2 separate regions of the Homo sapiens genome follow, and region 1 is linked to region 2. A link is a contact called in ENCODE Hi-C or POLR2A ChIA-PET data. All regions are on one chromosome and are shown on one strand. The core of a region is the stretch at or near the end of the contact, and the rest is flanking DNA. Distances in the headings are between cores, read along the strand shown.

Evidence for each region. Hi-C counts contacts between places; a loop is a spot of excess contacts on that map. ChIA-PET counts read pairs that join two places held with the same protein, here RNA polymerase II (POLR2A). Pooled maps may share reads with other maps.
Region 1: a loop to region 2 is called in a map with no recorded cell type, with 2.0 times the contacts of the local background. The contact joins two enhancer-like sites. A Hi-C loop is called at or near these places in 2 of 168 maps with a recorded cell type or tissue (both naive thymus-derived CD4-positive, alpha-beta T cell), 12 of 37 single-sample maps with no recorded cell type and 11 of 50 pooled maps. POLR2A ChIA-PET finds 5 or more read pairs at or near these places in 2 of 52 experiments (activated B cell and activated T-cell).

The regions. Positions count from the first base shown.
Region 1 is chr2:159,959,193-159,965,086 of GRCh38, reverse strand. The region is part of intron 20 of PLA2R1 (phospholipase A2 receptor 1); the gene reads left to right. Among named protein-coding and RNA genes, the nearest start is that of LY75-CD302, 57 kb to the right of the region's middle. Within about 2 kb of position 3,871, at least 2 of the 41 ENCODE cell types and tissues checked have a DNase peak (open chromatin) inside an H3K27ac peak, as active enhancers do.
Region 2 is chr2:159,107,350-159,113,646 of GRCh38, reverse strand. All of the region lies in intron 4 of TANC1 (tetratricopeptide repeat, ankyrin repeat and coiled-coil containing 1), which reads right to left. Among named protein-coding and RNA genes, the nearest start is that of MIR6888, 76 kb to the left of the region's middle. Within about 2 kb of position 1,931, at least 5 of the 41 ENCODE cell types and tissues checked have a DNase peak (open chromatin) inside an H3K27ac peak, as active enhancers do.

The DNA.
Region 1 (5,894 bases), core at 2,622-5,121, 850 kb before region 2:
GCGGGAGGCTGTGTATGTGTGGATCAGGTGGGAAATCTCTGTACCTTCCTGGTTTTTTTTGAGATGGACTCTCAGTCTGTCACTCAGGCTGAAGTGCAGTGACATGATCTCCCCTCACTGCAACCTTTATCTCCCAGGTTCAAGTGATTCTCTTGCCTCAGCCTCCCAGGTAGCTGGGGTTACAGGTGCCTGCCACCACGCCTGACTAATTTTTGTATTTTTAGTAGAAACGGGGTTTCATCATGCCAGGCTGGTCTCAAACTCCTGACCTCAGGTGATCCGCCCGCCTTGGTCTCCCAAAGTTGTACCTTCCTCTTAACTTTGCTGTGAACCTAAAACTGCTCTTTAAAAAATGAAGTATTTAATAATTTTTTTTTAAAAAAAAGGGTTGCCATGTCAGCTTAGCCCTATGACACAGTGAGCTCAGTGGCACCATGAGATATTTTCTAGAATAGTATAATTTACTCTAAAACTTTACTATAGTAATGAGGTACACTATTTTTTAATCATTGATACTTTCTGTATACTTCCTATTTTCTCAAACTATAAAATCTTTCTACCAGGTATAAATTATTTTCACATTTTAGTATGAGAAACTTGTAGCTAATATTCAATAAGACACTGAGTGTTACTAAGTCTTTTATTAAAACCTTTGGCAATTAGTTTTTTAAAGCATCTTTATGGTCCTAAATAATGTAACATAACATTTGCCATTTTAACCATTATTGAGTGTACAATTCAATGGCATTAATTACATGCACAATGTTATACAACCATCATCTCTATTTCCAAAACATTCTCACTATCCCAAACAGAAACTCTGTAACCATTAAGCACTAACTTCCTGTTCCCCATCCCCTGGTAACCTCTAATCTATTCTCTATCCCTGTGAATGTGCCTATTCTAGATATTTCATATTAGCGAACTCATACAATATTTGTCCTTGTGTCTGGCCTATTCGCATGATGTTTTCAAGGTTCATTTGTGCTTTAGCATATATCAAAATTGCCTTCCTTCTTGTGGCTGAATAATATTCCTGTGTGGCACGGGCGTGTGTGTGTGTGTGAATATTGCATATTTTGTTTATTCATTCATCTGTTGATGCGCACTTGGGTTGTTTTCACCTTTTGACTATTGTGAATAATGCTTCAATGAGCATTGGTGTGTAAGTCTCTGTTTGAGTCCCTATTTTCAATTCTTTTGAATGTATACCTACGAATAGAATTGCTGGGTCATATGGTAACTCAGTAGTTAGCTTTTTGAGGAACTGACAAATGTTCTTCCACAGCGACCAAACCATTTTACAATCCTGCTAGCCGTGTGTGAGGGTTTCAATTTCTCCACATCTTTGCCAACTCTGGCTATTATATAGCCATCCTAGAACACGTTAGGTGTTATTTCATTGTGATTTCGATTTGCATTTCTCTATTATCTGATGAAGTTGAGCATCGTTTCATGTGCTTGTTAGCCATTTGTTTATCTTCTTTGGAAAAATGTCTATTAAAGTCCTTTGTCCATTTTTAAATTGGATCATTTGCCTTTTTATTGTTGAGTTATAGGAATTCCTTGTATATTCTAAATATTAAACCCCATCCAATATGTGATTTATAAATATTTTCAGTCATTCTGTAGGTTGTCTTTTAACTTTCTTGATAATGTCCTTTGATGCACAAAAGTTTTTAATTTTGATGAAACCCAGTTATCTACTTTTTCTTCCGTCACTTGTGCTTTTGGTATCATACTTAAGAATTCACTGCCAAATCCAAGGTAATGAAGATTTGCCCCTGTGTGTTTGTCTAAGAGCTTCATGGTTTTAGCATTTATATTTAGGTTGTTGATACATTTTGAATTCACTCCAGTATGTGACAATTAGTTTTTCACAACTGTTAGAACAAGTTTATCCTGGCATGGTCTCTAGGGAACAGGCATAAAGGAATGCCTAGCTAATCTCCAAATCACATTTCTGGTACAGATAGTGAACAACCCAAAAGCATGAACACAACTGTCCTAGTTACTAACTCATGCCTCCTCTCATGTGTAAAAGAGGATTTTTTTATATACTTTAAGTTCTGGGGTACATGTGTAGAACATGCAATTTTGTTACATAGATATACACGTGCCATGGTGGTTTGCTGCACCCATCAACCCGTCACCTACATTAGGTATTGCTCCTAATGTTATCCCTCCCCTAGGCCCCCAGTCCCCAACAGGCCCTGGTGTGTGATGTTCCCCTCCCTATGTCCATGTGTTCTCATTGTTAGCTCCCACTTATGAGTGAGAACATGTGGTGTTTGGTTTTCTGTTCCTGTGTTAGTTTGCTGAGAATGATGGTTTCCAGCTTCATCCATGTCCCTGCAAAGGACATGAACTCATCCTTTTTTATGGCTGCATAGTATTCCATGGTGTTTATGTGCCACATTTTCTTTATCCAGTCTATCATTGATGGACATTTGGGTTGGTTCCAAGTCTTTGCTATTGTGAATAGTGCTGCAATAAACAAACATGTGCATGTGTCTTTATAGCAGCATGATTTATAATCCTTTGGGTATATACCCAGTAATGGGATTGCTGGGTCAAATGGTATTTCTAGTTCTAGATCCTTGGGGAATCACCACACTGTGTTCCACAATGGTTTAACTAATTTACACTCCCACCAACAGTGTAAAAGTGTTCATATTTCTCCACATACTCTCCAGCATCTGTTGTTTCCTGACTTTTTAATGATCGCCATTCTAACTGGCCTGATGTGGTATCTCATTGTGGGTTTGATTTGCATTTCTCTAATGACAAGTGATGATGAGTATTTTTTCATATTTCTGTTGACTGCATAATGTCTTCTTTTGAGAAGTGTCTGTTCATCTCCTTGGCCCACTTTTTGATGGGGTTGTTTGTTTTTTTCTTGTAAATTTGTTTAAGTTCTTTGTAGATTCTGGATATTAGACCTTTGTCAGATGGATAGATTGCAAAAATTTTCTCCCATTCTGTAGGTTGCCTGTTTATTCTGATGATAGTTTCTTTTGCTGTGCAGAAGCTCTTTAATTTAATTAGATCCCATTTGTCTATTTTGGCTTTTGTTGCCATTGCTTTTGGTGTTTTAGGCATGAAGTCTTTGCTCATGCCTATGTCCTGAATGGTATTGCCCAGGTTTTCTTCTAGGATTAAAAGAGGATATTTTAAGGAAATTAATGACAAGTCAAATCCTTAGCATTTGATAAATAATTCTTAGAAACCTGGAATAGTTGTTTCTGGTTCAGCCTTTTGCTATTATCCTTCCCCCAAACTTGATTTTTACCCACACAGTTCACCTCCATCCCATGTGTCCTCCTGTACACACGTAGAGAGTGTGTATCTATGGGAATGGTGGCAGTGATGGTGGAGCAGACCCAGGGCAAAAGAGCAAGTGAATGCTTCCCATGAAAGGAATAGAGAGGGGAATAAATATGTGCATGAGAATGGCGGGGAGGGGAGGCGCCTTCTGAAGCTAGCCCTGGGGCATGATTAAAACACCCTCATGTAGCTCAGAGTTATAAAAAAAAATTATTGATAACTAACAGCTAGATCAGTAGTTTTCAGCCCTGGTCAAATATTTAGAATCAGCAGGTGAGCTTTTTAAAAACATCAAAGTGCAGGAGACGTCCTGAAGATTCTGATTTAGCTGATCTGCATGGGATCCAGGCATCCGTATTTTTTTAAAGCTCCCTCAGTTATTCTAATGTGTGGCCAATATTTACCCAGCAATTCAACAGTCATAGTTCCACAACTCTTTCTTCAAGGCATTAGGAGCATTTGATTACAAAGGATATCATCACAGCAGGCTTCATAAGTAGGTGGCAATTCACCTGGCACAATGTCAGAGTCACCATGCATGTCTCCCCACCCACAGTGCCTTCTCCTGCGCATTAATGCCTAAAATTCCACCACTGGAGTTTCTCTCCTTTGTCTCAACACTTTCCTTTATTTTTAAAAGGGAAATATTTTTGAGATTGCCTCATCTGTCATCAACATCTTGAAACAAGTAAGTTTATCAGATTATTAGAAAAACTGTTAATAGGAGAGTTGATAGCTGAGAGCGGTGGGATGGTTTTTCCCTATTAACAAATAAAGCTACAGAAGGAAAACTGGGAGATAACAATGATGGACCTTCTTTACTTCACAATTCTGAAATGAGTTCCAATATATTATGTCCCATTAAACTTTGCTTATTGTTTGTGAATTTCCTAGGACTAATTTTTATTGGTTATTTCTAAGGAAAAAAATCCCACTTTGTTGGCAAATTAAGTGGGTTTTAAAACTGAGATACACAGAAATTAAGCATCTTTTCTAATGTCTCATAAATAGTTTTCTCTGTGTTTGATAATGTAACAGAGGTTTGACCAGGGGTTTACCCAGGAAGAATGAGTCATCTAAGATACTTGTCCCAGCAGATCTGTGGGAGGAAGAAATTCTAAGTGTGTGTGTGTGATTAACTCTTGTGCTTCTACTTACATATTTTTATTCAAGACCTGGATTGAGTGGTAATGGCTGCTTTGCACTGTCTAGTTTGGGATTAGTCAATATTTGATTTTGTGCATAACATAGTTTTTTCTTAAAAATACTCTCACCTCTTTTTGGAATTTATTCAAATTGGAGCACTTCATTCATTCATTCATTTACTATCTCGATGTCGGGAATTCAGTGGTGAGGAAAAACAGACACAGCCCCTTCTCTTTTGGTGCTTACACACTAGAGGGAGAACAAACATTAGTAAATCGATCAGGAAAATGGCTGTGTAATTTAAAACTGTGCTGTACGTGATGAAGGAAAGTTATGTGGTTCTAGAAAAGTGTATAGCCAGAGGACCTGACTGAAGTGGTCAGAAAGGCAGGGAACATTAAAAATAGGGGGAGCTGCATGTGCTAAGGTCCTGCAGCAAGGTGGGAGTATGACATTTAAGAAACTAAAGGAAACATAGAGAACTAGAGTGGCCAAAGGTGAGACAAAAGAAGTGGAAAGGGTGATACCGTGTTGGACTTCTGGCCTCTATCCTAAGAGCAGTGGGAAACCCTTGATGGGTTTAAAACTAAAGAAGGACGTGACCAGGACCAAATTTTAAAAAGTTACTCTAGATGTAGTGCCAAGGATATATGGAAGAAGGGCAAGGGTGAGAAAGGTAAGAGCAGTTAGGAAGCTATTGCTGTAGTGCAGGCAAGAGACTGGTAGGTTGGGCTAAGATAGTGGTGGCAGAGACCATGAGGCAGTGGGAATGGGGATGGGTGAGGGGGCTTTTTGGGAAATGAGATGTCCAAATGGTATGGCTGTTGGGGAGATGGAGTGGGAAGGTAAGGATGCCTCTGAGGTTTCAGGCTTATTGTATGTGTATAAGTGCATGCAGACCGTGCCATTCATTGTGAGTAGGAACACTGGGAAAGGACCAAGTTTGGAGGGAACTGAATTTCATTTCCAAATATTGAGCTAGAAATGATTTTGAGACAAAAAAGAATTTTATATTGAAAACCCATTTAGAATACAGTAGGACCCCATTAATTCACAGTAATAATCAGAGATGCATTAAACTTGATCACATTTTGCAAATTAGTAAGTAAACAATTTTAAATTAAGGATGCTGTACTTCATCTTGCTGCTTTGCCTTAATTATTAATGACACAATTTCGGAGTGTGTTAGTAAATATGTTATATTTTTAGAAACAATGAAGTCGTGGTAATTGCAGGCCACACTTCCGTAGTCAAGCTAGTAAATCCTGGCTGAGGCAAACATAGAGGAAGCAGAGGAGATGTTTTTCTGGAGAGATTTATTGAGCTAACTGAACCAATGAGGTTCATTGGTATTTATGAATGGTTCATTAGTGTAACTATCTGAACACAAGGTGAATTCACATTAAATGATAAGACTTCCC
Region 2 (6,297 bases), core at 682-3,181:
ACTAAAGGCAAAAGAGGATGATACAGGAGAGAGGACAATAAAAGGCAGAAGGGGCGATTTACCCCAATCTCAGATGTCAGGACCAGTTTGATGGAACATGGCAAGGGCAGCATTCTTCCAACATATTCTAGGAGCCAGGCACTTTACATTCCTTCCAATCCTCTCAAAGACCCATATGGTAGGTAGGTTATTCTCCTTTCTCAATGAGGAAACCAACTATTAGAGACATTAATTTAGTACTCTTCTAAGGAAACAGAGCCACTAAGAACAAGGACTTGGGATTGACCCCAGGTCTGTCTGTCCTCCTACAATACAATATCCTGGGTAGAATTTTTCTGTTTAGGAGGCAGTAAAAGGGACAATATACTAAAATCATCTAATGCAGCTAAGATTTGCTTAAACTTCTCATGCCCATAATCCCAGCACTTTGGGAGGCCAAGGAGGGAAGATTGCTCAAGTCCAGGAGTTCAAGACCAGCCTGGGCAATATGGCTGAAGGCAACAGGGTGAGGCAGAGAAAACCCTTCTCTACTAAAAATACAAAAATTAGCCACGCGTAGTGACACATGCTTGTAGTCCCAGCTACTTGGGAGGCTGAGGTGGGAGGATCGATTAAGCCCAGGAGGAAGAGGTTGCAATGAGCCGAGATTCCCCAGCCTGGGTGACACAGCAAGACCCTGTCTCAAAAAAATTTTTTTAAAAAATGCCATAAGTTTAAAAAGAAAAAAATCTGCTTAAACTTCACAACCTTAAAAAAAAAAAATACTGGCTGGGTGTGGTGGCTTACACCTGTAATCCCAGCCCTTTGGGAGGCCAAGGCTGGGGGATAGCTTGAGGCTAGGAGTTTGAGAGCAGCCTGGCAACACAGCAGAACCCTATCTCTATAAAAATGCAAGATAAAAAAATTACCCGGCCATGGTGGCATGTGCCTGTAGTCCTAGCTACTCAGGAGACCCAGGTGGGAGGACTGCTTACACCCAGGAGCCCAGGAGTTCAAGGATGCAGTGAGCTGTGATTGTGCCATTGCACTCCAGCTGAGCGACAAAGCAAGAACCTGTCTCTTAGGAAAACGAGAAAAAAAAAAAAAAAAAAGGCTGGGTGCAGTGGCTCACGCCTGTAATCTCAGCACTTTGTGAGGCCGAGGCGTGCAGATCACCTGAGGTCAGGAGTTTGACACCAGCCTGGGCAACATGGTGAAATCCTGTCTCTCCTAAAAATACGAAAATTAGCTGCATGTGGTGGAATCTGCCCATAGTCCCAGCTACTTGGGAGGGTGAAGCAGGAGAATCACTTGCACCTGTGAGGGGGAGGTTGCAGTGAGCCGAGCAAGATGAGATCACACCACGGCACTCCAGCCTGGGCAGCAGAGTGAGACTCTGTCTCAAAAACAAAACAAAAACAAAAAACAAACCAACAAAAAAACCCAAAAAACTTACTGAGAATATTTTGCATGCCTACATTCAAATTTTAATGTACATATGAGTGCATACACATTCATTCAACTCTGAGTGCACATATCTGCTCTAATAGCAACTGTATAACTGAAAAAAGTGAATTATTTTGTAAAAATACTTTCAAGAAAAGAAATCCCTACTGAATTTTCACTGAAGAGCTGTAGTCCACAATCTCTTTCTGACTGACACAACAGGAGATTCTAGTTTGTACGTCTCACTTCAAGACATACAATTTCTGTATCAAATGTTAACACTAGACTCTACAAGGCGTACAATGGGCATATATTTTTCTGTGATTACCAAAGACCTTCAATATCCAAGTGTTACATCCAAAGTCCTGGTGAAACATCAAACAAACTTCAAACAGCCCAAGATAGAAGCCTCCATAATACTCGCTGTGTTCTCAGAGGACGCCTCCATCTGGCATCATGGTGCAGTTGTGACCAGGGCACAATGACCTCACTTGCATTCCATTGTGTGCACTCTAAGAGGAGGAGGCAGCACTGCCAACTGTGGTGCAGACTCATCTGCTGGTCCCTCAGCCCGTCTCAGCCCCACGTGCCCCTCCTATACGGGATTCTGGTGTACCAGGTATGTGTTTCTGGTACAGTGTAATCCTGAGTACAAGCTATCTACTTCATCTGGTGCTCGTCCAAATAAACAACAATCTGTTTAAATGGCAGAACAACGGCTGTGCCATCAAGAGACAGCATGTCTGCAGATGGCATTTAAGCCATCTGAGGGATGTTCAAGGGTAACCTGACACAAAGGCTTCTGCCTCAAGTGCTGACTTTATCACTTACCTGTGTAAGGAGCACCTGTGTTTCTCTGCTGTGTTGCACAGCTTTGAACAGTATGTAGCTATGTGCTCAGTTTCAACCGGAGTTTTGTTCTCATTGCTTGGAGAGCAAACCTGGACCACCTTGCAGCATTTATACTCTCCATCAGCTTCATGAATCACAGGCTCTCATTTCCATAGTGTGCACATGGCAGCTTCACAAATTACCCAGGCAGGGCACCACCAGGCATCCTGCCTTTTTGCTTTACCTGTGTTTCTCTTTTCTGCCAAGAACCATTGCTTTCTTAGACCTTTATACTCACATCACCAGTTCTAAGAGCTGGCTTCCTGTATAGGGTAATTCTACATACATAACATTTTAATCACTTCACACAAATCATGTGCAAACCAGGAAAAGATGAATAATCCAAGAAGCTGGCAGCAGGGCTAGAAGTGGAACCCACTGTGTTCCACTTTCATGTCCTATTCCCAGGGAACAAAGCCCCGAAGGAGGGCTGTGCTGCATGTCAAGACGACACATGCTTGCCAGAAAACACAGACCAGAGGGTGGAATCCCACTGGAGGGCATTTGACTGAGGATAAACAATCAAGGGGACAGATACTATGGGAATCCATTCATGGCGACCAAGTCACACGAGGGAAGCTGAAGATGGGCTCCAGGGAAGATGGTGACATGGAAATTGCAACCACCACGACCCTACACTTTACAGTCTACATCTTGTTTAAATTTCACTTGTCCTATGTCTTAGTTCAGGCTGCTACTTTTCACATACCACAGAAGGCTGGGTGCCATGGCACACACCTGTAATCCCAGCACTTTGGGAGGCTGAGGCAGAAGGATTGCTTTAGCCCAGGAGTTCAAGACCAGCCTGTGCAACATGGTGAAACCCCATCTTTTTCAAAAAATTTAAAGAAACAAAACCAAACATAGATTGGGTGGCTTAAACAACAATTTATTTCTCAGTTTGGAGGCTGGGAAGTCCCAGATCAAGGAACCAGCAGAACCAGTGTCTGAGGACAGTGCCTACTCACTGTACAGCAGTGCCTCCTTATCTGCAGAGGATATATACCAAGGCCTCCAGTGGAAACTGAGGATAGTACTGAACCCTGTATACACACTATGCTTTTTCCTATACATATATCCTTCGCTTGCACTAAATGGCTTTGTGTCACTCATTTCAGGGGACCTCTCTTGCAGAATTTTCTCCATAGTCTCAACGCTTTCTCTTGGCAACATGTTGCCAACAAATGGAACTCATTTTCTGTTCTTGTCTTCAACCCATAAATGGAATGCCTTTTTCATCTTAACTAAGAATTTATCACACACAGTGGCAGTAACTTATGCAGTTTGAGGTATGACAGCAAAACTACCATGAATTTCTTTTTCCTTTGTCATAATTTCATGGAAGATTCATTCTTACTATAGATCTTAGCAACCTCAGCATACAATGTTTTTTCTTTATTAAGTCAAGAACTTTTGCCTTTCCACTTAAAGGAAGCACTTTACAGCTTCTCCTTGGCATTTCCAAATTGCCAGCGTCACCACTCTTGTGCTTTGGGGCCACAGTTAAGTAAAATAAGGTTGACTTGAATACATGTGGTGTGATACTGTGACAGTCAGCCTGACAACTGAGAGGGCTACTGAGTGATTAACAGGAGGGTAGCGTGTGCAGCACATGGACACTGGGCCAAGGGAAGATTCCTGTCCTGGGCTGGAAAGAGCTGGATTTCAGCATGCTACTCAGAATGGCATGCAATTTATGACTTATCAATTATTTCAAGAATTTCTCATGTAATATTTTTGAACCACAGTTGACTGCAGGTAACTGAAACCACAGATAAGGAAGAACTACCGTATTCTCACATGGCTAACAGAAAGAGCTCTAGTACCTTCCTCTTCTTATATAAGGGCATTAATCCCATCATGGAGGTTCCACCCTCCTGATTTCAAAACTTAATCACCTCCCAAAGGCCCCATCTCTTCATAGCATCCTAATTAGAGGTTACAGTTTCAACATCAATTTTGGGGGGACATAAACATGCAGTCCATAACATCTTAGAAGCCCCATTATTACCCCATGTTTCAGAGGAAGAAACACCTATGGCCTGCTCAAGCCTACAGAGCCGGGACATGAATCCAGCTGCGTCCACCTGCCCATGACTGGGGCAGACAGACACACTCATGACTGGGGCAGACAGAGACAGCCTGCATCTGTCAGGACCCTTCACATCTCATTAGCTGAACTGCAGTCTCACCAGTTCTGGATTTAGGGTGGTGAACTTACTCTCCTAGCCTCTTCGAAAGGTCAGCTCATTAGCTGTACTCAGGACCTGTGACCAATAAAGAGGACTTTGTTGGTGGTGGAAGTAACAAGAAAATCACATCTCCTTTGAAGAGTGTTTCCTAAATTATACTTCTCAGAGCCCTTGTCCAGAAAAGGGGCTCCCTGCATGGCACAGTTAACTATCTCGATAGGCCCCACCCCAGGCAAGGCTTTCTGGTTTCAGTGCTCCAGACCCTAATAATGAAGTTTTTCCCAAAGGTACCAGTTTCCCTTTTGTAAGGCACTCTGGTTCCCACTGGGCTCTCCCTTCTAGAAATCACCACTCTGTGTTCATCTTAGTTTCCCACCTCCACTTGGCACAACCCTGGCTGCCCCTCTGCCTGGAGGCAGCCAGCCACCCCTGCCAACAGACGCAGACGCACGCGCAGTCCTGTCACAGCAAACCTGATGAGTCGAGCTGGAATATCAGGTTTTCTTTCCTGTTTATTTCTGCTTTACACTAGTGCTCATTAGCACTAGATATAATCACCTGCATGGGCTCCTGTGACTTCTGTTTCTCTGTAAATCAGAAATGATGAAAAAGATCTCCACCACCAAGGCCCCTGCCCTCATCTATTTTCTCTGAGGTGAAAACATTCATTTCTGAGCATGGTACTGGGTTTGTTCCAGCCGCCATCTGACACCACCACAGGGTGCAGCTGACACTGCTGTAAAGTGTGACTGGATAAAACCCAGTCATCATTAACTGCAGGCGGCGGGAAACGGGCAGCAAAAAATGCCAAAGCGTGAAAATGGGAGAGAGACAGGAGTGGAGGAAAGCAAGGCTGAGTGGCTACTGACAAACCCAGTTGAAGACACACTCCCTTTTGCTCAGCGCCTGGACAGAAAAGCCCTAAGAGGGAGGCTGGACCTAAAGCGTCACTTTTCTCTGGATATGGGGAAAGGTACATTCCCAGCTTTCTAAATGTAAAGGACTGTTACATTTAAAATTGCCTATGCGTCCATTAGTATTTTCAACCAATCACATGGAACTGATGGGCATGGAAATACTAAAATCCTATTGGTTTTAACAGTTACTTACCTATGCTCCATCACCAGGATAAAGAAAGTGATTGGATTCTGAAGATACAATTGGATCCTGTTTTCAGTGCTCCCAAGGGGGAATGACAAGATGTCAACAAAGACAAGACAGCAGTCCTTACAGAGAATGTCACAGAATGTCAGGGCAGAGACGCGAAATAAAGGGTTATGCAGAGCAAAAAGGAGACACAGTGCTACAGATGCTCGGAGCAAAAGGATATTACTTCTCACCTAGAGAAAAGGAGAGGCACAGAGAAAGGCTGGACCAAGCAAGAGATGCAAGCCATACCCACGGTCAACTCCTAAGGAGAAGGTTCTGACCTAGGCATAGGAATTTCCAGAGGATGAGCAATGGGGGAAGAGGAACAATAGGGCTGGGTGAAGGCACAACAATGATTTGGTCAAGAGAAGACAATTCAGTGGGGAAAGAACAGTCTTTTCAGTAAATGGTGCCAGGACAACTGGTATCCACGTGAAAGAGAATGAAGTTGGTCCCTACTTCACATCACACAAGAAAATGAACTCAAAATGGATCACAGGACTAAATGTAAGAGTCAAAACTGTTAGGGGAAAACAGGGATATGTATCTTTATGACCTTGGATTAGGCAACGGTTACTAGGACATGACATCAAAAAGACAGACTAATAATAAATTTAAAACCTTGTCAAAATTTAGAACT